Regions from separate parts of the Homo sapiens genome. Here all the other regions are linked to region 3. A link is a contact called in ENCODE Hi-C or POLR2A ChIA-PET data. All regions are on one chromosome and are shown on one strand. Each heading gives the region's core, a stretch centred on a gene start or an enhancer-like site at or near the end of the contact. The rest is flanking DNA. Distances are from core to core; before and after follow the strand shown.

Region 1 (2,952 bases), core at 111-2,610, 1.0 Mb after region 3:
TCCTGATCACAGGGCAGAGGCTTAGCCTTAAAGCCACCCCAAATCATCCCTTTCCCCCAATTCAAACAGGGTGGGGAGGAGACACGGGGGCTGGGACTCTCTCACCACTAATTTGGGACAAATTGCTCCTCCCACTGTGACCCTCGGTTTCTTTATCTGTAAAATGAAGATAGTCTCTATAGAGTCCTGTGAGGATTAAGGATAAAATCAGAGGAGAGAACACGGGCTACCACAGGTTCATAAGCTAGGGGAGTCCCGGGAAGAAAGTTGCAAATATGAACCCGAAGACTAGGGGTCACGAAGCTCAGTGGCTGGAGGTCACATTCCCTTTGCTCTGGGGAGACTGGGGGGGGGGGGGATGAAGAAAGGGTCCTGGGCCTGATGTCACATCTTCTTGGTAACTCGGGAGGCCAAGAGGCTTATTTCATGTCTGGAAGAGAATAATATGTCTAAGCACTTAGCTTATATGGTCCCATTTAATTCTTCTAAGGTGGGTCCTATTATGATTACCATTTGACAGGTGAGGAAATAAAGCACAGAGAGGTTAAGTAACTTACCTAAAGTCACACAGCTATTAAACGGTAAAGGTGGGATTGGAACTCCAGAGAACAGCTCTTAATCTCTCGGGTGGTATCTGCCAGCCACCCCTGGTCGGGCAAAAGAAGGCCAGGGCCTCCCTCCCTCCCCACGTCGGGTCTCCTCTGGTCCGGTCCCTGAACACACACACGTGCGCACCCACAGCTGCCCAATGCGGAAGAGCCCTTGGGTCCCCGCGGTCCCACTGCCCGGACGGACAGACCGAGGCCGCCGCCCACCTTCTGGTGCTTGCGCTCCTTCTCGATGCGGTCCATCCTCTCCAGGCGCAGGCGGTCCAGCTCCAGGCGCAGCTCGTCCAGCTCGGGCGCGACGTGGTGGCGGCTGACCAGCACCTCCAGGATCTCCAGGACGCGCACGACCTTGGGCATGAGGCGCGCGATGGCCTCGCAGCCGTGCTGGTCAATGACCCGCTCGAACTCGTGGCCCACAAGCGACGCGATGTCGTACACGTCCATGACGGTCAGCTCGGCCACGTTCTTCTCCAGCGCCGACTCGGCCGCCAGCGCCGACCCCCGCTCCTCCTCCATGGCCACCCTCCTGGCCTGTCCCCCGCCCCGCAAACTCGTGCAACTCCCAAACTTGCCGCTGTCGAGGGCCGGGCCGGCCGGGCCCAGCCTGGGCCGCGGGCGGGCGCGCTCAGCGGGCGCTGGGGCGAGGGCGCAGCGGGCAGCGGGCGGCGGGCGCGGGCGCGGGCACGGGCGGCGGCGCGGGGTGTGCGGGCCCGGGGTCTGGGCGCCCGGCTCGGCCCGGAGCTGCTCCCGAGTGGGCGGCGGCGGCGGCGGCGGCGGCGGCGGCAGCGGGGAGGGCGCGCGCGTGCGCAGGCCCGCGGCGCCTCCCAAGTTGGGATCCGAGTTGCGCTCAATGGAGCCGGGCCGGGCGCCTCGGGGCGGTGCGGGCCTGAGGGGCGGCAGAGCGCGGGGCCGGAGAGGAAGGGCGGCCCGCGGCTCCTCCGGGAAACTTTGGCGGCGGCGGCTGCGAGGCCGGGTGATCGCTTCCCCACAGGGAGGCCGCGCGCCCCGCCCCAATCCCGGCCTGGCCAGGGGCGCGCCCGCTTTCCGCCGCCCGGGGGCGCCCCGGGGTACCCCCCCAAGCGCCGACTCCGCGGCCTGCACTCCGGGCCCCCCTCTCCAGCCGCCGGACCCGCGGCGCCCCTCACCCGTGCCCCGGCCGCCCCTCCCCCGCCCGGCGCTGACTCCTCCCACCACCCGGCCGCCGGGAGGGGTCCAGGCCGCCCCGGGAGAGGGGGCCGGGGGCGCTGGTCTCGCGGGACGATTCGCTGCTCCGGGTAGCGGCCCCGGCCTTGGAGAGGGATGGAGGGGTCACGAGGAGGTCCCCGGGCTGGGGCTCATCCCAGGAAGAGAACGGGGACCCCCCCCGGCCCGCAGACACTCCGCGCAGACCCGGCCACCAGGCGGACTTGCAGAGGCGCCCGGAGAGGGGCCGACGTGTCGAGGAATGCTGGATCCCCGGAGCCCCAGGGCGCGCCTCCCCGAGCCACATCCATCACTGGCTCCTTGTGACATGAACGCCACTTCACAGTAGAGCGAAGCCCGCTTGGCATTCCAGCACCACGAGTTCTCTTGTCCCAAGGCCCCCTGTCCATTTGGGCTGGCCAAATCCACTTGTCCATCAGACCCCCTCCCACTCCCGGGAGAACGTTTCCTGAACCCAGAACCCCATCCACCCTCCCCGCCCCCCACGCAGGAGTTAAGGACCCCCTTGCAAACTCACAGTCCCCTGCTTGCCCCATCAGGATTGCTCTTAGCATCCTGAGTTTTCACCGTGTGGTTGCAGGTAGGTTTCCACCGTCAGATCTTGGCTCCTTGAGGGAAGAAATCTTAATGCCCTTGTAGCCATAAAGCGCACCCCAACGTGGCACGTATTGATTAAAAATCTAAAAGTTGGCCGGGCGCGGTGGCTCACGCCTGTAATCCCAGCACTTTGGGAGACTGAGGTGGACGAGGTCAGGAGTTCAAGACCAGCCTAGCCAAGGTGGTGAAACCCCGTCTCTACTAAAAATACAAAAATTAGCCGGGCATGGTGGCGCATGCCTGTAATCCCAGCTACTCAGGAGGCTGAGGCAGAGAGTTGCTTAAACCCGGGAGGCGGAGGTTGCAGCAAGCCGAAATCGCGCCACTGCACTGCAGGCTGGGTGACAGAGCAAGACTCCATCTCAAAATAATAATATAATACAATAAATAAATAAATAAATAGTAAAAAAAAAAAAATTAAGGCCAGGCGGGGTGGCTCACGCCTGTAATCCCAGCACTTTGGGAGGCCGAGGTGGGAAAATTTCTAGAGCTCAGGAGTTCGAGACCAGCCTGGCCAACATGGTGAAACCACGCCTCTACTAAA
Region 2 (3,427 bases), core at 69-2,568, 1.1 Mb before region 3:
CTATTATGGATAAGAAGTGACATTATCTGAGCAGCACTTGAAGCAAGAGAAATACATACTCTGATGCATTATTTCAGTCTAAGGAAGTGGCCTGCCACGCACTCTCTCTCTCTCCGTGTGTTTTAATCTAATATAGCACAACTTGTCGAAGCAAATCTATAATGTATATAAATAACAGAACAGTCTTAGGTCCTCATGAAGAGCGAACTGACTTTTTTATGTTTAAAATCTTAAATACTGGTTAAGTTAGAGGTGAGATTAAAAAGTGTAGGAAAATCGGCTGGGCCCGGTGGCTAATCTCAGCACTTTGGAAGGCCGAGGTGGGCGGCTCACCTGAGGCCAGGAGTTCTAGACCAGCCTGGCCAACACAGTGAAAACCAGTCTCTACTAAAAATAGAAAAAATTAGCCGGGTGTGGGGCGGGCGCACGAAGTCCCAGCTACTAGGGAGGCTGAGGCAGGAGAATCCTTTGAACCCGGGAGACGGAGGTTGCAGTGAGCCGAGATCACACTATTGCACTCCAGCCTGGGCAAGAGCAAGACCTTGTCAAAAATAAAAAAAAGGTGTAGGAAAATAAACTGTCATCCAGTACAGCTGAAGAAATCGATACCTTAATTTACAACCTCAGTTTCTCTGTCCAAAGGCAATTCCAAGACTCGAGCAAATTCTTTTATTATGCTACGATTTTGGTTATTTTGAATACAGCTTTTCAAAGAGCCCTTGGGATTTGAGAGCCCTTGGTTTTCTAAGTGTTTTCAATAAGTCTTGTTTTTAAAGGCCGCGTCCTAGCGAGTGCAGCTGCCGCTCCTTACCGGACCCACGAGTGAGGAGCCCCGAGGTCATCACCGAGCATGAACGCGGGAACGTCTGGGAAGGAAATCTGAGGCCCTGCTCTGACGGTCATAACAAAGGCCTTCGAGCCAACCGGCGTGTTCAAATTCACCACGGCCCTTCCCGCGCTCCCCTCCCCGGAAACTTGACCACCTAGCCCAGAAAGCCGCAGCAGCTTCCTCAGGGACGCTATCTCCCATTTCAAACACCCAACCGAGAAAGCAGCGCCGCAGCGCGCCTTCCGCCACGCCCAGGTCCGCAGGTCTTCGCTCGGGGCGGAAAAGAATCCTCCCCGCGCACTCCCAGCCAGGAGGAACGCCAGAGGCCCCGCCCAATCCCTGTCGCTTCATTGGCTCTGGTGACCGGCCTCCCGAAAGTCGGCTTCCTATTGGTCGTCGTGGCCGCCGCTCTGCGCTTTTACCGGGGCACGCGGCGAGCGTGACCACGCCCCTTACGTCCGGACGCTCGGTCGCCTCCCGGGGCGCGGTAATCACCGCCCAGAGGGAAGGAGGTCGGCAGTGTGAGGAGCTGCTATGGTGCTGAGTTTCCTGGTAGAGCCGGCCGAGCTGAGGCGGTCGCGGCCATGAAGGTGAGGGGCCGGTGGAGCCGGACAGACCCTCCTCGCCAATCCTATCCTGCCAGGGCACCTGAAGCGCCTCCTTTCTTTCCGCCTTAGCGGTTACCTAGTCGTCATCTCGGAGAGCTGCGCTGAGGGGGGTCGCTTGCCCGGCTTCAGGTGCCCCAACCGAGCCAGGGCAGGCTGCCGGACCCTCTCGAGCTCCTCCAGTGCCACCCCCGTCAGCGACCCGAGCGGTGGGGAGAAGCCGGGCGTCCCTAGCGTTCGCGCCGGGTGGGCCCCTCTCTGCGCCGGGCCCTGTGCGCCTCCTCGGGGGCCTGAGGCAGAGCCGCCAGGGCTCGCCTGAGCCTCGGTCCCTTGGCGCGCGGCGTGCCCTTTCCCGCCCCGAGTCCTTGAACTAACCCAAGTGTTGGGGACATCGTGGGACCGAGGAGAACAGGAGGGGTGCAGGGGGTGGTGAGGCTAGGGCCAGGCTAACGGGTTAAAGAACTCTCAGGGTGGGGATGCCACCCGGAAGGGGTGCTTCGTAGGCTGCACGTCGGGGCCGCGAACTAGAGAAGGCTGGATGTGCCTCCATCGCCACTAGGTAAACGCAGCAAGGAATTTGGCAGCTTGAGTTCTCCAAGGTGGGAGTGAGAGCGTGGGAGCATTACTGATGAGAAGTTGAAGAAAAGGGGAAAGGGGAGCGGGGTTTCCGGCCTACTTCTGAGAGATGATTCTCAACCCGATCACTGAGAGTTCTGAAGAGCTTTGTGAACAGCAGTCAGTTCAGGGTATTGATTCATTTGCCGAACTCAAACCAAGTGGGATGAGTCATAAGGTGATGATAACTTTCAGACCTAGATGGTTTCGTTAATCTCAGTGCAGAGGTGTGCTGGGGGTGGGTAATCTAGCAGGTGAGCTGCTAGATTAACGCTGTCTCCATAAAGCGTCAAAGATTTACTATAGAAGATTGAAAAAGAGTGTCAGCTGGTCACAGAAATTCAGCACATGTTTTGTTGAACGTTTTCTGTGCGTTAGCCAAGAGGGAGACATGGTGAAGAGAAGTAATTCAAAATACAGTCTCATCCCTTAGGAAGGCAGTTTACCATTCAAAAGAAGAGTTATTTGTAAGTAACCATATTACAAGGCAGAAGGCTATAGGTATCAAAAAAAAAAAAAAAAAAAAGGCAGGGACAAAACACAGGAGCCAGAAAGGATACTTCTGGCTACAGAAAGCAAGGAATATTTTTGGAATAGGTAACTTTGGAACTGTGCCTTGAAGTATGAGGATATTGTAAAAGCTTATTTTTAACTTTCCAGTTTAGTTATAAAATATTATTACAGCTTGAAATATCTATTAAAGTATCTAGAAGTAGCTTTATTTCCTGAAAACCACCCTCTGCTGTGTTAAGATCCAAAAACAAAGCAGGGATCTTTATATATAATGCCTCGAAGAATCAGTATCTTTATTAATATTAAATTTGTGGCCCATTAAGGAACTAGCTATCGAAGGAAAGAATTAGAGACAGGTCCAGTGTTGAAATTTTTAAACAAGTTCTTTGAAAACAGACGTGTGTTTTGAATTGAAGTGGAAGGTACTACTTTCTAAGATGAAATTTTAGAAACAAAGTTTGGTGGCAATTGAAATTATAGAAAAGATACGTATTTTCAGAAGCAAAATATGGACCTGAATAGACATCAGCCTGTGCCAGATGACAGTTATAAATGATGCTTTTGTTTTTGTGAAACTGGATTTACACCATTGAGGATTTGGGCTGTTAAATGTTTATTATTTAACTTAATGTTGATTTATATTGAAATTGTTTAATTGTGGGTATGCTCATCTGTAGATTTCTGGGCAGAGACTGATTCCTGATGTCATGGAATGCTAACATGTGAATGTTCATGTAAGGAAATACTTCTTTCTGTGGAATTAAAATTACATTAAAAGCTAAGCAAGTATACCTGGCCGGGTGCAATAGCTCACGCCTATAATCCCAGCACTTTGGGAGGCCAAGGCAGATGGATCACTTGAGGT
Region 3 (2,935 bases), core at 206-2,705:
AGGCTGACCTCCTGATCCTCATGATCCACCTGATCCTCATGATCCTCCTGACCTCATGATCCACCCGCCTCGGCCTCCCAAAGTGCTGGGATTACAGGCTTGAGCCACAGCGCCCGGCCTCAACTTTTTGTATTCTGAAAATTTTCCTCACAATGTGGAGGAAGACGACATTCTGAAAAAATAAATCGCGCTTCACAAACCTTAAAAACTGATATACTGACTGGGCGCCGTGGCGGGCGCCTGTAATCCCAGCTATTCGGGAGGCTGAGGCAGGAGAATCGCTTGAACCCGGGAGGCGGAGGTTGCAGTGAGCCGAGATCGCGCCACTGCACTCCAGCCTGGGCAACAGACTGAGACTCCATTCCCCGACCCCGTCCCCCTAAAAAAGCTAACATATCAGCCACTTTCAGTTCTCTACAAATTTTAAAAGGAAAACTACCCGAACCAAAGTTATCTATCTACCTATAAAACTCTACGAACGTAAAAAAAAACATACTAGCAAATCAAGAAAAATCTGCAATCTTGTAACTCAAGTCTAACAGAAACTTCTTTGGCGCGTTTTCCTCAAGGCGTTGCAAAGCATCTTCAGCACAGAAGCGAGCTCCGAGTGGAAGAACTCTAAAATTAATCCCCAATTTTAATCAAGCAATTAACCAATTATCTCAGCACACCCGGATTCCTTGAGGCCCCCAACTCTGCATTCTGGGACCACTAGCGTTTGCCCCGGTATAAAAACCGATCCCGCGTCTAAGCAGCCGGTATTTCATCACCTACAACTGTAACATGACGGCACAATTTGAGCGTGGCTGCGAAATATGAAACCTCACCACGACCTCAAACAGAGGGGGGCAATTAAGGGCTTGTGTACAATCTGTCAGGTGAGCAGCCTAAAATAACCCTAAACACGGCACCCGGGTGGGAGGCAGGAGTGGGTCTGGTCAGGAGACGGCCTCCCTGAGGGGAAGAGGTCTGCGCCGAGGCAGCCTGCGCGCCCCGAACCCTAGACTCTCGGTCCGCCGGCGGGTGACAGAAAGCACTTGGAATTCTGGCCCTCCTGGAACTTCCGCCCGCGCCCTCGCCCTCGCCCGGCGCTGCCCCGGCCCCACGCCTGGCGCTGCCCCGGCCCCACACCCGGGTGACAGGGCCCAGCGAGAGGAAAGGATATTCTCGGCGCGGAGCTGCTCGATGGTCTCCTCGCACTGCCGAAGCCGCTCCCGTAGCTCCGCGTCGCCGACCCCATTTTCGTCCTCCTCGTCGCCGTCGTCGTCCTTGAAGCGAGTGTGAACGGGCTTCGGAATCGACTCCTCTGGGTGGTCGAACGGCTCGAAGAGCTCTAGATCGCCAAAATACACCTCTGCGGCCATTTTGGGCTGTGGAAAAGATTCGAGAAGAGGCGGAGCCGGCCACCAGGGCTTGGGGAAGAAGGTTGGAAGGCGGCACCACTCTCTAGAGCTCTGGCCGCACGGAGCCACCCGCTAGGGTTTTCTCCAGACGCAGGCCGCGAAAGCTGCACACGGGGCGGGGCCAGTCGCTAGAGACTACAACTCCCGGAATGCAGCGGGGCCTATCGGGCTTGCGATTGCCCGGAGGACGGCATGCTGGGACGTGTGGTTTCTAAGCGACTGGTACTCATTGTCTGCATTGCATCCTGGGATTGGTGCTTTTTGAAATGTGAAGAAAGCTGGAGTAGGTCAGAATGCGCTAAAGCAATCTGGGGGCAGGGCGGGGTGGCTCACACCTGTAATACCAACTACTCGGGAGGCAGAGGTGGGAGGATCACGTGAGCCCAGGAGTTGGAGACCACCCTGGGCAACAGAGCGAGACCCAGACACTACAAAAAAATATAAAAATTAGCTGGGCGATTGTAGTCCCAAGTACTCGGCAAGCTGAGGCGGGAGGGTTTGAGCCCAAGAGGTCGAGGCTGCATTGAGCCCAGATGGCGCCACTGCACACCAGCCTGGGAGACAAAGCAAGACCCTGTCTCAAAAAGAAAAAGAAAAACAAAAACCAGTATGGGATGTTCCTGTTAGGCAACTAAGGGTGAAAAATCAGAGCACGACGCATAGCTTCTCACAGATTCTGGTGTGCGTGCCACACCAGAGAATAAGGAACTCCATAGCCTGAAAGGGAACTGAATAAAAATAAACATAAAAGAGAATAAGAAACTCCAGCTTTGCTACAGAGATGACTGTTGTAGATTAGTTTATTGAGCTTGCTTCGTTTTTAATGTAAGATTAGCTAGACTCAACTATTTGTCTGTTGAGGCTTTCTGTCATTCAATCACATTATTTACTTACACCTTCGATGGGCCAGGCACTTGTCTAGGACCTGAGTATGGTTACAAGAGTAACCACAATAGAGTAATTCCTCCTCTCACGAAGGCTGTAGTCCACAAAAAGCAACAAAAACCCCATAATTATAAATGTTCCTGTTCTTGGGTCGAGATGGTTGTTGATGGATATTGATCACACAAAGAAATGTGGGCCGGGGGCGGTGGCTCACATCTGCAACCCCAGCACTTTGGGAGGCCGAGGCAGGTGGATCACGAGGTCAGAAATTCAAGACGAGCATGACCAACATGGAGAAACCCTGTCTCTACTAAAAATACAAAAATTAGCCAGGCGTAGTGGCACACGCCTGTAATCCCAGCTACTCAGGAGGTTGAGGAAGGAGAATCGCTTGAACCCGGGAGGCAGAGGTTGCAGTGAGCCGAAATCGTGCCACTGCACTCCAGCTTGGGCGACAGAGCAAGACTCTGTCTCAAAAAAAAAAAAAAAAAAAAAAAGGTGAAAAACACAGGAAGTTATGAATATTTAACAAACACCCTAGTCTGTGGGAGTCAGTAAAGTGAGGAAGTGAGACTTTAAGGATCGGCAAAGTTGGGGGTGGGAGGATGGAAGAGTGTCTTAGGTGTAAGGACCACCATGTTGAGTGA
Region 4 (2,941 bases), core at 56-2,555, 1.2 Mb after region 3:
TTCCATTCTAGCAGGGAAGACTGGCACTAACACACAGACAAGATAATTTCAGATGGTGGCAGGTGCAGTGAAGGAAATAGAACAAGGATGTGACTCCAGGGACAGTCTCAAGGAAGGGGATATGTAAGCAGAGACTCGACTGGGACAGCGGTGAGGTTGCGGCCTGGGGCGGGGGGCCACTGCTTCCCGGTCAGTGTGGGGAACACACACTGGGTGCTGTGTGATTCCATCGACAGGACAAGCCTGGAGGTGGCAAATTTAGCGAGACAAAATTGTCCTGTGGTGGCCAGGCCGGGCGGGAAGGGGAGACTGCAACTGAGCAGGAGGAGTCTTGCGAGGTCGGTGGGAAATGTTTGAAAACTGGATTGGGATGCTGGCTGCACACTCCAACTTCACGAAGAAGCCTAGGATCCCTCCGGGCGGCGGATCACGCCTGTAATCCTAGCGCTTTGGGAGGCCAAGGCGGGAGGATTGCTTGAGTTCAGGAGTTCGAGACCAGCCTGGCCAACATGATGAAACCCCTTCTCTATAAACATTTTAAAAACAAATTAGCCGGGTGTGATGGCGCGCGTCTGTAATCCCAGCTCCTCCAGAGGCTGAGGTGGGAGGATCGCTTGAGCTCAGGAGGTCAAGGTTGCAGCGAGCCGAGCTCGTGCTACTGCACTCCTCCCTGGGCCACAGAGGGAAACCCTATCCATAAAAAACCAGCAGCAGGGCCGGGCGCAGTGGTTCACGCCTGTAATCCCAGCACTGCGGAGGCCGAGGCAGGCGGATCACCTGAGCTCTGGAGTTTTGAGACCAGCCTGGCCAACATGGTGAAACCCCGTCTCTATTAAAAATACAAAAAAATTAGCTGGACGCGGGTGGCGCGCGTCTGTAGTCACAGCAACTGGGGAGTCTGAGGCTGGAGAATCGCTTGAACCTGGGAGACGGAGGTTGCAGTGAGCCGAGATCGCGCTACTGCACTCCAGCCTGTGGGACTGCGTGAGATTCCGTTTCTCTCTCTCTCTCTCTCACACACACACACACACACACACGCAGCAGCACAGGGTCGTGCACTAGGAACGGGTGAGCTTCGCGGCGTGCACACTCGGCGAGACTCCTCCAGGAAAGCCGGGGAGCCGCGCGGGATTTAGCTCTGCGTCCAGTCCGGCGGAGCGCCAGCTGCAGTGGTCGTACCCGCCGGGTTCGCGCTGGTTGGCCCTGCCGCCACGTCGTGCGGCGACAACCTCGGGCGTCCATTGGTCGGCCGGCGGGGGGGGCGGGACGCGGGGGCGGAACCGGAACCGGCAGTGGCTTGGGGGCGGGACCTCGCGGACTGCTGTGGCGGCAGCTGGAGCGGCGGCCGCGGTGGCAGAACCGGGGGCGGCCGCTGCAGTCTGGAGCCCCATAGTGCGGGGCCGCGGCCAGGCCACAGGAAGAGCTCGAGGCCCGGGCCGCACCGGCTGAGTGTGCGGGCCCGCGCGGCTCGGAGCCGCCGCCGCCCATCGAGCCCCTCCGGGCGCGGGTCGGCCCGCCATGGGGTCCCTGTTCCGGAGCGAGACCATGTGCCTGGCGCAGCTCTTCCTGCAGTCGGGCACGGCCTACGAGTGCCTCAGCGCCCTGGGCGAGAAAGGCCTGGTCCAGTTCCGAGACGTGAGTGTCGCCCGGGAGACGCGGGCCGCACCTGCTCTCCTGGCGCCCCCAATCCCGCGCATCGCTGGGGCCCTCCCGCGGGGAGCACCGAGGAAGGGCGCGCCCCGTCCCCATTGTCCAGACGGGGAAGATGACACCCCAGCTCAGCGGCCAAAGCTTCCCGGAGCGCGGGGCTGACTCCAGGGTCGCCGGCCGTCTGTGTGGTCGGCGGCTGCTCTGCCCCAGTTAGTTAGGATCGCCCGTGTGGTCTTCATCAGCTCCGGGCACCGAGCTCAGCGGGAGAACAAATCCCACAAAGGCCTCTTGGAGTCCTTTTGGAACTTTACGGGGGTTAGGGGGGCGCATTAACCAAATAAATAGGTCAACCAGAAAAGGTTTGCCATAAAGAAGAAACGGGGTGATGTGAAGGTGATTCGGGCGGGAGGTGAGTGTGAAGGGATTGTCGAGGAAGCCTCCCGGAGAAGGTGATATTTCAGCTGAGACCCAAATAGAAAGGAGCCAGCCGTGGGGAAGATCTGGGGAGAGGGTCCTTGTTGGAGGGAACAGGAGGAGCCCAGACAGAGCCAGAAATGGGAAGGAGCTGGATGTCATCTGCTTGAGGAGAGGGATTTTTGTGTTTTGGTCACTGATGCTTAATGCTGTACATACCATTGTGTGTAAGGACTTAAGAACTCAGTCATTGTTTGTCGAGTGGAAGCTGTCTCCCCAACAAGTAATAATAAACATTTGTTTGTCCATTTACTTGTTTATTGTTTGTCTCCACCAAGGACTGTCAACCTCTGAGAGTAAGTACCTTAACGCAGTCCTTGGCAGTCATTGGCATCGATAGGCATTTGTTGAATGAACAGACAAGCTTTTCTTGACTGCCCGCTATGTTCAGGCACTGTTTTTGGTGCTGGAGACTCGGTGGTGAGCAAGGCAGACACAGTCCCTGTGTTCCTGGAGCTTCCAGTGTGGGAGGAGACAGATTAAACACACTCTGATTATGAGCTGTGATAAGTGCTAAGAAGGCAAAGAACAGGGTGTGGAAGGGAGACCGTGAAGCAAGTACTTACTGACTGAATTGAAATCCACTCAGGCGAACATTTTATTTCCTGGCCACCACTTTCATCTCCTGACTGTTTCCCTTAATCTTCCTAAGGTGTCCTTAATTTCAAAAGGGATCAGCCCTACCCGAGATCTGATATCCATTGATATCAGATATCTAATACCAGATCAGCCCCATAAGGCAGTTGCAAAGTCATGGAGAGACTCCTGAGTGACAGGCGAGGGTGCAGGTAAGATGCAGGGCGGTTCCTGGTTCCTG
Region 5 (3,178 bases), core at 524-3,023, 1.1 Mb before region 3:
ACCCCCAAACTTGACCCCCAACATTTCAATGCACAGAAGGGACTGGAAAGTTATGTTCAAAGGCTGAAGCTATTTTAAAACATTATTTTGACTACTAAGTGGGGACAGAAAGATCCATCCTGAGTTGTGGAAACATTGGTCCATGCCGTGAGCCTGTCTGCCTGTGGACACGTGAGCTTCCCGGGCTCAGCTGGGCTTTATCACACATCCCGTGAACACTCATTGAAGTCAGCCTGTTTGCGCCATGTGGGCATCAGCCACTGCTGTCTTGGGAGGACACTTATCCTGTTCTCTTATTTCCCCTTCATCCTATTTTTAACTTAAACTGCTCAGATGTTTGAAACTTCTGTCCTCTTTGGATGAGATCAGTGTCCACAAGTGGCCGACATGGAACATGCTGAGCAGTGGCTCCTCTGAATGTTCACTTTATTAGTCATGTATATTTTAAATGCTAACATTTGATGAATGTAAGTTTCCACATTGTTGCTGTTTCTGCATTTAAACATAATTGGGAACAACTGACATTCTCTAGTCGACTGCCAGGGCCTTAGACTCCACATGTCCATTTTTGTTCAGGTATAGCTTTTTATAGCAAGGGCTGCATCTAGCTTCTTTTATTAGAAGTGTGTGTGCTAAATTCCTTATTAATGTGTAATCAGTTTACATTGTTTTGTATAGTGAAGGTGTATTTTCAGTGCTACCCGCTAGCTGATTTTAACTTTAGGAATAAAATTAGTTTTAAAAGCTTTTGTTTACATTGTCTTGGTCAGTTCCTAAATCAAGTGACCTGGCCTAGCACCCCTCTTCAGAAGAGATGGTGGGAGCACCTTCAAAGATGTCACATGGGGGCCGGGTGCGGTGGCTCACGCCTGTAATCCTAGGACCTTGTGAGGTTGAGGCTGGAGGAATGCTTGAGCTCACAAGTTCAAGACTAGCTTGGACAACATGGCGAAACCCTGTCTTTGGAAAAAATTAGCCAGGCGTGGTAGTCCCAGCTACTCAGGAGGCTGAGGTAGGAGGATGGCTTGAGCCTTGGGTGTGGAGGTTACAGTGAGCCAAGATCACACCACTGAAATCCAACTTGGGTAACAGAGCCAGACCTTGTCTCAAAAAAAAAAAAAAAGAAAAAAAAGAAAAAAACAATGCCACATGAGCAACAGTGCTTACATTTCCTGCTTGCTTATCAGTAAGGTTAACTGCTGATGTGCTGTTTCTTGTGTCCAGGTATTGCGCTAGGTGCTGTAGTTGCCTCTGCAGTCCTCAAAGCAACTTTCTGAAATAAACATTGCTTTGCTTCTCTAACCTCTGAGAAGTTAGACTTGTCTAAAACCTCATGGTTAAAAAGTGGCTATGCAGAATTTGAACCTAGCTCTGATGCCAGAGTTGCTCTTAACCCTTCCAGTACCACATAAGAAATGAGAAACTTGGGCCAGGTGTGGTGGCTCATGCCTGTAATCCTAGCACTTTGGGAGGCTGAGGCGGGTGGATCATGAGGTCAAGAGTTCGAGACCAGCCTGGTCAACATGGTGAAACTGTCTCAACTAAAAATACGAAAATTAGCTGGGCATGGTGGCGGGTCCCTGTAATCCCAACTACTCAGGAGGCTGAGGCAGGAGAATCGCCTGAAACTGGAAGGCGGAGGTTGCAGTGAGCCAAGATCGTGCCATTGCACTCCAGGCTGGGCGACGAGCGAAACTCCGTCTCAAAAAAAAAAAAAAAAAAAGAGGAACTTGAGCTATTATGCAAAAATGTTGTGAAATCTCTTTTAGGTCCAACTTGACTTGACTCAGGATGGTTGAGTTGAGACCAACTGTCATTTCAGTGCAGCTGGGAGTGGCCACTTCTCAGAGTCTGTTATCTCCTGACTGTGCAGTGAGTAACACATATGGCCTTGGGTGCTCAGAATTTATTAGTCCATCAACAGAGCTGAAAATACCTGTGAACACCAGGAGGCAGATGCCCCTGTGCTTTGGGCAGAAAGTTTGTGTGGCTAATAGTAAAGAAAAAAATTTTCTGCTTTTGAAGATCAAAGCATGTAAATCAAGGCCTCCCACTTGTTTGTCTGCAACCACAATTGGTAGTAACTGGCTTGAGCAGGTCATGGTTTCCCTTTAGAAGCAGCATAAGTTGCCAGAGTTTTGTGGGCACTTGTGCTTTTTGTCTAAACTTTTTTTTTTTTTTTGAGACAGAGTCTCGCTCTGTTGCCCAGGCCGGAGTGCAGTGGCGTGATCTCAGCTCACTGCAAATTCCACCTCCTGGGTTCATGCCATTCTCCTGCCTCAGCCTCCCAAGTAGCTGGGACTACAGGCACCCGCCACCACGCCCGGCTAATTTTTCTGTATATTTAGTAGAGACGGGGTTTCACTGTGTTAGCCAGGATAGTCTCAATCTCCTGACCTCATGATCCACCCGCCTCTTCCTCCCAAAGTAATCTTTTGATGAGACTCTGGAAATCTTAACATTTCCTCCAAATTGGTAACTTGGTGGTGGCAAGTCTTTAAATCCAGGCCATAGAAGCTAAGCAGTAGGTGCTGGTTTTGTCTAAACTTAAATTCAAAAATTCAGATTTATACAGTCTTAGTTTAAAGCAGTTTAATGTTTACTCTTAGATTTGTGTATTAAGTTTTAGTGGCTTCTTTATAGAAAGAGTACAAAATGCTTGGTGGATTTTTTAGATAGTAGTTTGAAGTAACCCTGGTTTATTAGCCAGATAATAGAAATGTCAGACAACAGAAATGTTTAGTGTAACAGGCTTGATACTTGGAAATTGGCTTGTTTGGCAGAGGGCAAGCATTTCCCCCTGGAATTTGAATTTTTAAACTGGCATGCCTTTCTACCCCCTCCCCCCCCTTTTTTTTTTAAAGACAGAGTCTTGCTGTTGCCCACCCAGGCAGAGTACAGTGGCATGATCATAGCTCACTACAGTCTTAACTTCTGGGCTCAAGCAGCCCTCCCGCCTCAGCCTCCCCAGGAGCTGGCATATAATGCATACCACCATGCCTGGATAATTTTAAACAATTTTTTTTTTTTTTTTTTTTTTTTAGACAGAGTCTTGCTCTGTTGCCCAGGCTGAAGTTCAATGGTGCAATCTTGGCTTATCGCAACCTCCGCTTCCCAGGTTCAAGTGATTCTTCTGCCTTTTCCTCCTGAGTAGCTGGGATCACAGGTGCATACTACA
Region 6 (3,125 bases), core at 234-2,733, 1.1 Mb after region 3:
GGTTGCAGTGAGCCAAGATCTCGCCACTGCACTCCAGCCTGGGTGACAGAGTGAGGCTCCGTCTCTTTAAAAAAAAAAAAAAAGAAAAGAAAAAAAAGACTATCCTAAGTCCCAGAGTGTTAACAGATGACTCTCTATATACCTTTATCTCTCTTCAAGAACTCCAGCAACGTCCGGATGGCAGCCACTGCTGAGGCCATGTCAGGATCTTCTTTCATCTGAGACTTAAAGTATTCAATTAACTCTGGAAAAAGGGAAAAAAGTGATTCACCTAATTCATTTAGCAGCCTATAAGGCAAGAGAGCTTGTTAATGACTGTTGACTTTAAGAAGCAAACAATTTAAAAAATACTTTCTTTTTAGGGTATTTGGTTTCAGGGATGCAATAAATGTTGATGGGAATAGAGAAAATACCACTTTGCTGTTTGCAAGAGCTCTTTTTTATTTTGAAAAAGCTACTGGTGGCCGGGCGCGGTGGCTCACGCCTGTAATCCCAGCACTTTGGGAGTCCGAGGCGGGCGGATCACGAGGTCAGGAGATCGAGACCATCCCGGCTAAAACGGTGAAACCCCGTCTCTACTAAAAATACAAAAAATTAGCCGGGCGTAGTGGCGGGCGCCTGTAGTCCCAGCTACTTGGGAGGCTGAGGCAGGAGAATGGCGTGAACCCGGGAGGCGGAGCTTGCAGTGAGCCGAGACTGCGCCACTGCACTCCAGCCTGGGTGACAGAGCGAGACTCCGTCTCAAAAAAAAAAAAAAAAAAGCTACTGGTGTGCAAGGCCTAAAAATTAAGCCCGAGTAAATGATGATGAAAAGTCATTCTCTCTTCAGCCTCTTTGGTCCTAAAATCTGAGAGGATCCCAGAGTCAACCATCTTGCCAATTTCTCCTGCACCCCTCCAGACAGTCTATGCTAATACATGTCTATTCACATACACATATATGTTACAAATATTATACATGGAGTTCCACCCACTCCCCTTTATTTCTTTACATGAAAAGTGTATTAGTTTGCCCTTGTTTTTCACTTAATAACCATACTAGATGAGCACATCAAATATGCCTTATTCATTCTAATTTTAATGACAGATCCAACAAGGCAGGAAGGAGACTGGCACTGGGAAGGAGCGTATGTGTGGGAGGGATGCCTGCAGATACTGCCAGGGCGCATCCCTGAAAACAAGAGCAGCGCGAGGGATTTAGTTGTGACTCTGGAAACACAACCAGCGGAGCAGCCTGAAATTCAAAAGAAATCTCTTCGGGAGCTCAGCCTGGATGTGAGAGGTTGGGGGGACCCCTGAACGGCGCTGCTGTAGCCTAGCAGCCCTGGCCTGTCTTGATTTACCCTTGTCGTCCATGGCGTCCTCCTGCTGCGGAGCCCCAGGGGACCCGAGCCGCCCGCGCTGTCTCGAACGGGTCCGCCGGCCGCGCCGCCTGCGAGCCAGTCTGACAGCGCGCTGCACACCTCCGCACCCCACTTCCGGCGCACTTCCGTACCCCTCTTCCGGCGCACTCCCCGCACTCCACTTCCGCAGATTAGGGGGCTGGCACGAGTCACAGCACCTCGTGCGTCACTTGGCGGCGCCGGACGTTGGGCTGCGCAGGATTTGAGACGCTCCCCTGACCACCACTTGCTCTGCGCTGAGGTGCTGGGACAGCCATGGTTTCAGACGGTGAGGACCCTGCAGGGCGGGACTTCGACTCCGGGGCTCGGCTGTCTCGGTCCGGCTACGACTGGCCAGATGGAATGTGTCTTTTGGGCTGGATAGAATCCGTTTGGTCTTTAGAGGAGTAGCCAAGGCATTCAGTCATTCATTCAGTAAATAGTTTTGGATCGCCTCCTGTGTACAGGCATTATTTTCTGGATTTTAGCAGAGATCGTGACAGACAGGGGCCTTAGTGGAGGTTACAGTCTACTGGGTGAAACAGATGACAATAAATAAAAATAATTTCGGCCGGGTCGCACCCCGGTGGATTAGGCCTGTAATCCCAGCACTTTGGGAGGCCGAGGAGGGAGAATCGCTTGAAGCCGGGAGTTCGAGACCTGCCTGGGCAACACAGCCAGACCCCATCTCTACAAAAAAAATGAAATATTAGCCGGGCGTGGTAGCGCGTGTCTGTGGTCCCAGCTACGCGGGAGGCTGAGGCGGGAGAATCACTTGAGCCCAGGAATTCGAGGCTTCAGTGAGCTATTATGGCAGTACTGCACCCAGCATGGCCGACAGGGCATGACCTCGTCAATAAAAAATTAAAAAATAAATTATTTTTCAAAGGATGAAAAGAGCTATGAAGATGATGTAACAGTACGGTCCTAGTTACAATAGTACATTGTGACTAGGATTGAGGAGGAGCTGTTTTAGATAGGGGCCTAGGAAAAGTGCAGGATATTGAAACCGACTTGAATGATTATGTGAAGTTCTGGGGGAAGTGCACTTTAAGTGCATGGGCCCTGTGGCAGATTGAGCCACCAAGTTACACTGAGAAGGGAGAAATGGAGAGCTTGCGGGTAGAGGATGGTGGGGAGACTCATTCATACATTAAACTACCACATACAGAGTCAGATGTCTTGAAGATTTAAAAGGAGGCTAGAGGGATGAGATCAGAGAACCAGCCAGTTTCAGGTCATGCAGGGCCTTATTGGCCGTGATAGAGAAGTTGGCCTTTATTTTTAGGTGCAATACAAAGACATTGTAGAGTTTTAAGCCAGAAAGTGTTATGATCTGGTTTGCAATTTTAAAAGATCACTGTGGCTGTTGTGTGGAAAATGGACTGTGGGGAGCAAGAATAGAGATAGGGGAGTCCTTTCAGGAACTGTAATAATTGTCCATCCTCTCTTAATTGATGTGAAACCATACCACAACCCTGTGAGGGAGGCAGGCCTGGCATTGCTCCTGTCTACAAATGAGGTAGCGAACTAAAGAAGGAAATTCACAGGGTCATTGCATGTGTATAGATGCACACCTTTCTTTACAGGCAACGCTTTTTCTGTCTGGCAGACACAGTTGTATTAAGTGCTTCTGTCCTAGGTGCTTTGTTGTGTGATTTACACATTTTTTTGTTTTGTTTTTCTATTAAAAAAGAAAAAAAGTGGCTGGGCACAGTGGCTCACGCCTGTAATCCCAGCATTT
Region 7 (2,958 bases), core at 86-2,585, 1.9 Mb before region 3:
CCCCGTCTCTACTAAAAATACAAAAATTAGCTGGGTGTGGTGGTGCGCACCTGTAATTCCAGCCACTCAGGAGGCTGAGGCATGAGAATCGCCTGAACCCAGGAGGCAGAGGCAGCAATGACCCCCGATCTCGCTGCTGCACTCCAGCAGCCTGGGCAACAGCCAGACTGTCTCGAAAAAAGGAAAACTTTGGAGTAACAGAGCCTACTATGTGCCAAAAGTATGTTGTAGGCAAGTGGCACGTAGATCTATCAGCGAGTAAAAGAGAAAAGCCAAAACACCCACTGTGTTGCACACCACTCAGAACTGGTGAATGAATTTAGAATTGAAAATGCTTTCTAATTCACTAGTTAATTCAATAAATAGGAGCAGGTAGGAGGCGATCCGTTTTAATTTAGGAAAAACCCCCACAAAACCCTTGCCTGAAAAACAGGCTGTTTTACTGCATTTGGGCTCCGTAATTATTGTAGCAGTCAGCTCTCAGTCTCACCTGACTTAGGAGAGTTAAGTCTATCTGCATTTAACTCTCCAGAAGTCAATCTCAAACAAGGTTAAAGTGGGAACTAATTTAAGTGGTGTGAAAGAAGGGCCCCTCTGTCCTAGCTCATCCTGTATTTACATATATTGACAATCATGTGTTCTGTACTTTACCAACTATTTAAGGGCTTTCCCGGAGTACTTTTGACAATTTTTTTCCATATGATGTTAATGTAATCGGTCATATAATAGCTCTTACTAGGAAGTATACACAGCTTCCCTCATTTAATTCTCTACCCTATCAAATTCAATCACAACCAATTACAGAAATTACCTGTCAAGCAGGTAAAAAGAGGCTTCTAGCTCAAAGCCCCACTGCCTTCGGGCCCCTCCTTTTAGCGCTCTGCTAATTTCGGACTCTCGCTTGGGGTCCCAGGCGCTTAAAGAGATACCTTACAAAAAACGGTGCACGGGCTTGGCCACTCGTGCCCCTTCTTTCTTCCTCCGGCGCCTGCCCCCTCCACATCCCGCCATCCTCCCGGGTTCCCCTCTTCCCCCAGCGCCCTTGCACCCGCGAAGCCGATGGAGCAGGCGGCTGCGCCGAAAGTTCCGTGCACCCTGGCGATCGTGTCCCGTACGAGGCTGCTCAGAACTCGGTCATCGAGGCTTAGGCGGCAGCGGGGGTCGTCAGACACCAGTTCGCAGAGCAGGTACCTGCGGCAGGCGAGAGGAAGGTGGACACTAGCGGGGCCGCGAGGACCCAGCAAGGCACTGGGAGGGTCTGGAAGGGAATGCTTACCTGTGCTTGAACCGCACCATGGCTGCCTCCGCGCTCTCCGGTCCGGCGTGCAAACCGGATGTGAATTCTGTCCGCTGCCAATGGGAAGCTTGCTTCCGCAGCCTTTCAGCCATTCAGAGAAGGAGACAGGATATTAGGGCGGAGCTAGAAAGTTGAGAGGCCGAAGTCTGTCAGCTCTCTCAAGCCCCGCCCAACTGCGTTTGTAAGCGCGCATGCGTCCTGCGGAGGGTCACTGACTAGTTTGAGGGCTGAACCCCGGGATGGAGCGCCTTGCAGCTGTAATGGATGGTTCTGTTGCACACTGAAGTTTACAATAGTGTGTAGGATGTAGCCGCTACCCTTGGGGCCCTGGGAACCTTGCACCACAGTTATGTATGCGAGTATATTCTCTCCCCAAGGTGAACGGTGGAGCTTTTGAGGGCAAGACCCTGCACCTCACAGCCCAGGCATTGACAAACGGGAAATCGGACTTTTATTTTCAGGTTTGAGCTCAGTTTAATTCTTCCATACAGCTAAATATGCTATTGCTGTTTGGGCCTTTCAGCAATCTTAGGGAGGCGAGTGTGCCGTCTCGTTTTTTGCTCGCAGAAACAATACGTGGTCATTGTATTTTCCATTTCCGTTTACCTTTTTTTTTTGACAGAAAAGCACAAAGAAGCAAATAAATTATAATCCCAGCACTGAGAGAGAATAACTGTTGTCGTGTAGTGTGTTTTCTTCTGTCATTTTCTCCCTGCGCCAGTGGTTCTCAAAGTGCCGTCTGGGGACCACTGAGATTTCCTAAATTCACTCGATTTGGGAGTCCCCGAAGTCAAAATTACTTTCATAATAATGCTAAGATGTTACTTGTCTTTTTCATTCTCTCTGAGTGAACAGTCAAGTTTTCCAGAGGCTGCTTGACGTGATGACGTCACTGCTCTAGGAATTGTGTATTGTTTTTTAAACGTTTCTCAACTTTAATGTCCATAGTAAATATAACCCACAAAACTAAAAGCTCTTGGGCACCCTCAGTAACGTGTGTAAAGGGGTCCTGAGACAGAGAAAACAGCTTGAGAACTATGCCCTCTGTTAAATTATGTTTTTTCTTTTATTTTTAAGTATTTTAAAAAAAATGTCTTATGGGGTATTACATAAAGTACATATTCTTAAGTGTATTCATCTCAATGAATTTTTACATATGGATAGACTTCTATAACCACCTCCAAGATTAAAATAAAGAGCATTTCCAGTATCCCAGAAGGTTCCCTGAGCCCTCTTCCAGTCAAATTGCTTACTGCTATCAGCCACTATTACCACTTCTACCCTGCTAGATTAATTTTGCCTGTTCTTAAACTTTATATAAATGCAGCCAGGAGGCTGGCTGCAACCTCTGCCTCCTGAGTTCAAGCGATTCTCCTGCCTCAGCCTCCCGAGTAGCTGGGATTACAGGCACCTGCCACCACGACCAGCTAATTTTTGTATTTATTTATTTAGTTTTTTGAGACGGAGTCTCACTCTGTTGCCCAAGCTGGAGCACGATCTCAGCTCACTGCAACCTCTGCCTCCTGGATTCAGGCGATTCTCCTGCCTCAGCCTCCCAAGTAGCTGGGACTACAGGTGTGTGCCACCACAACTGGCTAATTTTTGTATTTTTAGTAGGGACAGGGTTTCCCCATGTTGGCCAGGCTGGTCTTGAACTCCTG

The links. Hi-C counts contacts between places; a loop is a spot of excess contacts on that map. ChIA-PET counts read pairs that join two places held with the same protein, here RNA polymerase II (POLR2A). Pooled maps may share reads with other maps.
Region 1: a pooled map shows a loop between it and region 3 (4-fold over the local background). The contact joins the promoter of RILPL1 here to the promoter of ZCCHC8 in region 3. A Hi-C loop is called at or near these places in 1 of 50 pooled maps. POLR2A ChIA-PET finds 5 or more read pairs at or near these places in 2 of 52 experiments (BJ and WTC11).
Region 2: a loop to region 3 is called in a pooled map, with 11 times the contacts of the local background. The contact joins the promoter of RNF34 here to the promoter of ZCCHC8 in region 3. A Hi-C loop is called at or near these places in 5 of 50 pooled maps. POLR2A ChIA-PET finds 5 or more read pairs at or near these places in 3 of 52 experiments (A673, CD4-positive, alpha-beta memory T cell and T-cell).
Region 4: a loop to region 3 is called in a pooled map, with 11 times the contacts of the local background. The contact joins the promoter of ATP6V0A2 here to the promoter of ZCCHC8 in region 3. A Hi-C loop is called at or near these places in 5 of 50 pooled maps. POLR2A ChIA-PET finds 5 or more read pairs at or near these places in 3 of 52 experiments (AG04449, CD4-positive, alpha-beta T cell and GM10248).
Region 5: a loop to region 3 is called in a pooled map, with 5 times the contacts of the local background. The contact joins the enhancer-like site here to the promoter of ZCCHC8 in region 3. A Hi-C loop is called at or near these places in 1 of 50 pooled maps. POLR2A ChIA-PET finds 5 or more read pairs at or near these places in 4 of 52 experiments (B cell, GM12878, T-cell and 1 more).
Region 6: a pooled map shows a loop between it and region 3 (10-fold over the local background). The contact joins the promoter of EIF2B1 here to the promoter of ZCCHC8 in region 3. A Hi-C loop is called at or near these places in 1 of 168 maps with a recorded cell type or tissue (psoas muscle) and 8 of 50 pooled maps.
Region 7: a loop to region 3 is called in a map of naive thymus-derived CD4-positive, alpha-beta T cell, with 9 times the contacts of the local background. The contact joins the promoter of POP5 here to the promoter of ZCCHC8 in region 3. A Hi-C loop is called at or near these places in 1 of 168 maps with a recorded cell type or tissue (naive thymus-derived CD4-positive, alpha-beta T cell) and 6 of 50 pooled maps. POLR2A ChIA-PET finds 5 or more read pairs at or near these places in 1 of 52 experiments (naive thymus-derived CD4-positive, alpha-beta T cell).

Annotation. Positions count from the first base shown.
Region 1 is chr12:123,532,359-123,535,310 of GRCh38, forward strand. It overlaps RILPL1 (Rab interacting lysosomal protein like 1), which reads right to left and starts at 1,361. Exons shown (of 7, transcript NM_178314.5): 1 at 816-1,361. The coding sequence starts at 1,124. RefSeq lists an enhancer at 362-1,179 and silencers at 1,395-2,084, 2,104-2,289.
Region 2 is chr12:121,398,800-121,402,226 of GRCh38, forward strand. It overlaps RNF34 (ring finger protein 34), which reads left to right and starts at 1,319. Exons shown (of 6, transcript NM_025126.4): 1 at 1,319-1,419. The coding sequence starts at 1,414. RefSeq lists enhancers at 862-941, 1,427-1,958, 1,959-2,490.
Region 3 is chr12:122,499,477-122,502,411 of GRCh38, forward strand. ZCCHC8 (zinc finger CCHC-type containing 8) reads right to left here and starts at 1,456. Exons shown (of 14, transcript NM_017612.5): 1 at 1,166-1,456. The coding sequence starts at 1,364. RefSeq lists enhancers at 424-1,115, 1,116-1,809, 1,305-1,384, 1,585-1,644, 1,695-1,874 and 1 more and a silencer at 1,015-1,164.
Region 4 is chr12:123,711,048-123,713,988 of GRCh38, forward strand. It overlaps ATP6V0A2 (ATPase H+ transporting V0 subunit a2), which reads left to right and starts at 1,306. Exons shown (of 20, transcript NM_012463.4): 1 at 1,306-1,635. The coding sequence starts at 1,519. LOC105370042 (a long non-coding RNA gene) reads right to left here. Exons shown (of 3, transcript XR_945477.4): 3 at 1,719-2,941. RefSeq lists a silencer at 1,131-1,680.
Region 5 is chr12:121,423,603-121,426,780 of GRCh38, forward strand. It overlaps RNF34 (ring finger protein 34), which reads left to right. Exons shown (of 6, transcript NM_025126.4): 6 at 1-746. It also overlaps a transcript of KDM2B not described here. Among named protein-coding and RNA genes, the nearest start is that of MIR7107, 19 kb to the right of the region's middle. RefSeq lists an enhancer at 1,908-1,987. Within about 2 kb of position 1,774, at least 8 of the 41 ENCODE cell types and tissues checked have a DNase peak (open chromatin) inside an H3K27ac peak, as active enhancers do; they include B cell and GM12878, where a contact is called at or near this core.
Region 6 is chr12:123,632,203-123,635,327 of GRCh38, forward strand. EIF2B1 (eukaryotic translation initiation factor 2B subunit alpha) reads right to left here and starts at 1,484. Exons shown (of 9, transcript NM_001414.4): 1 at 1,343-1,484; 2 at 143-244. The coding sequence starts at 1,355. GTF2H3 (general transcription factor IIH subunit 3) reads left to right here and starts at 1,627. Exons shown (of 13, transcript NM_001516.5): 1 at 1,627-1,670. The coding sequence starts at 1,658. RefSeq lists an enhancer at 1,511-1,700.
Region 7 is chr12:120,580,067-120,583,024 of GRCh38, forward strand. POP5 (POP5 ribonuclease P/MRP subunit) reads right to left here and starts at 1,336. Exons shown (of 5, transcript NM_015918.4): 1 at 1,277-1,336; 2 at 1,049-1,191. The coding sequence starts at 1,296.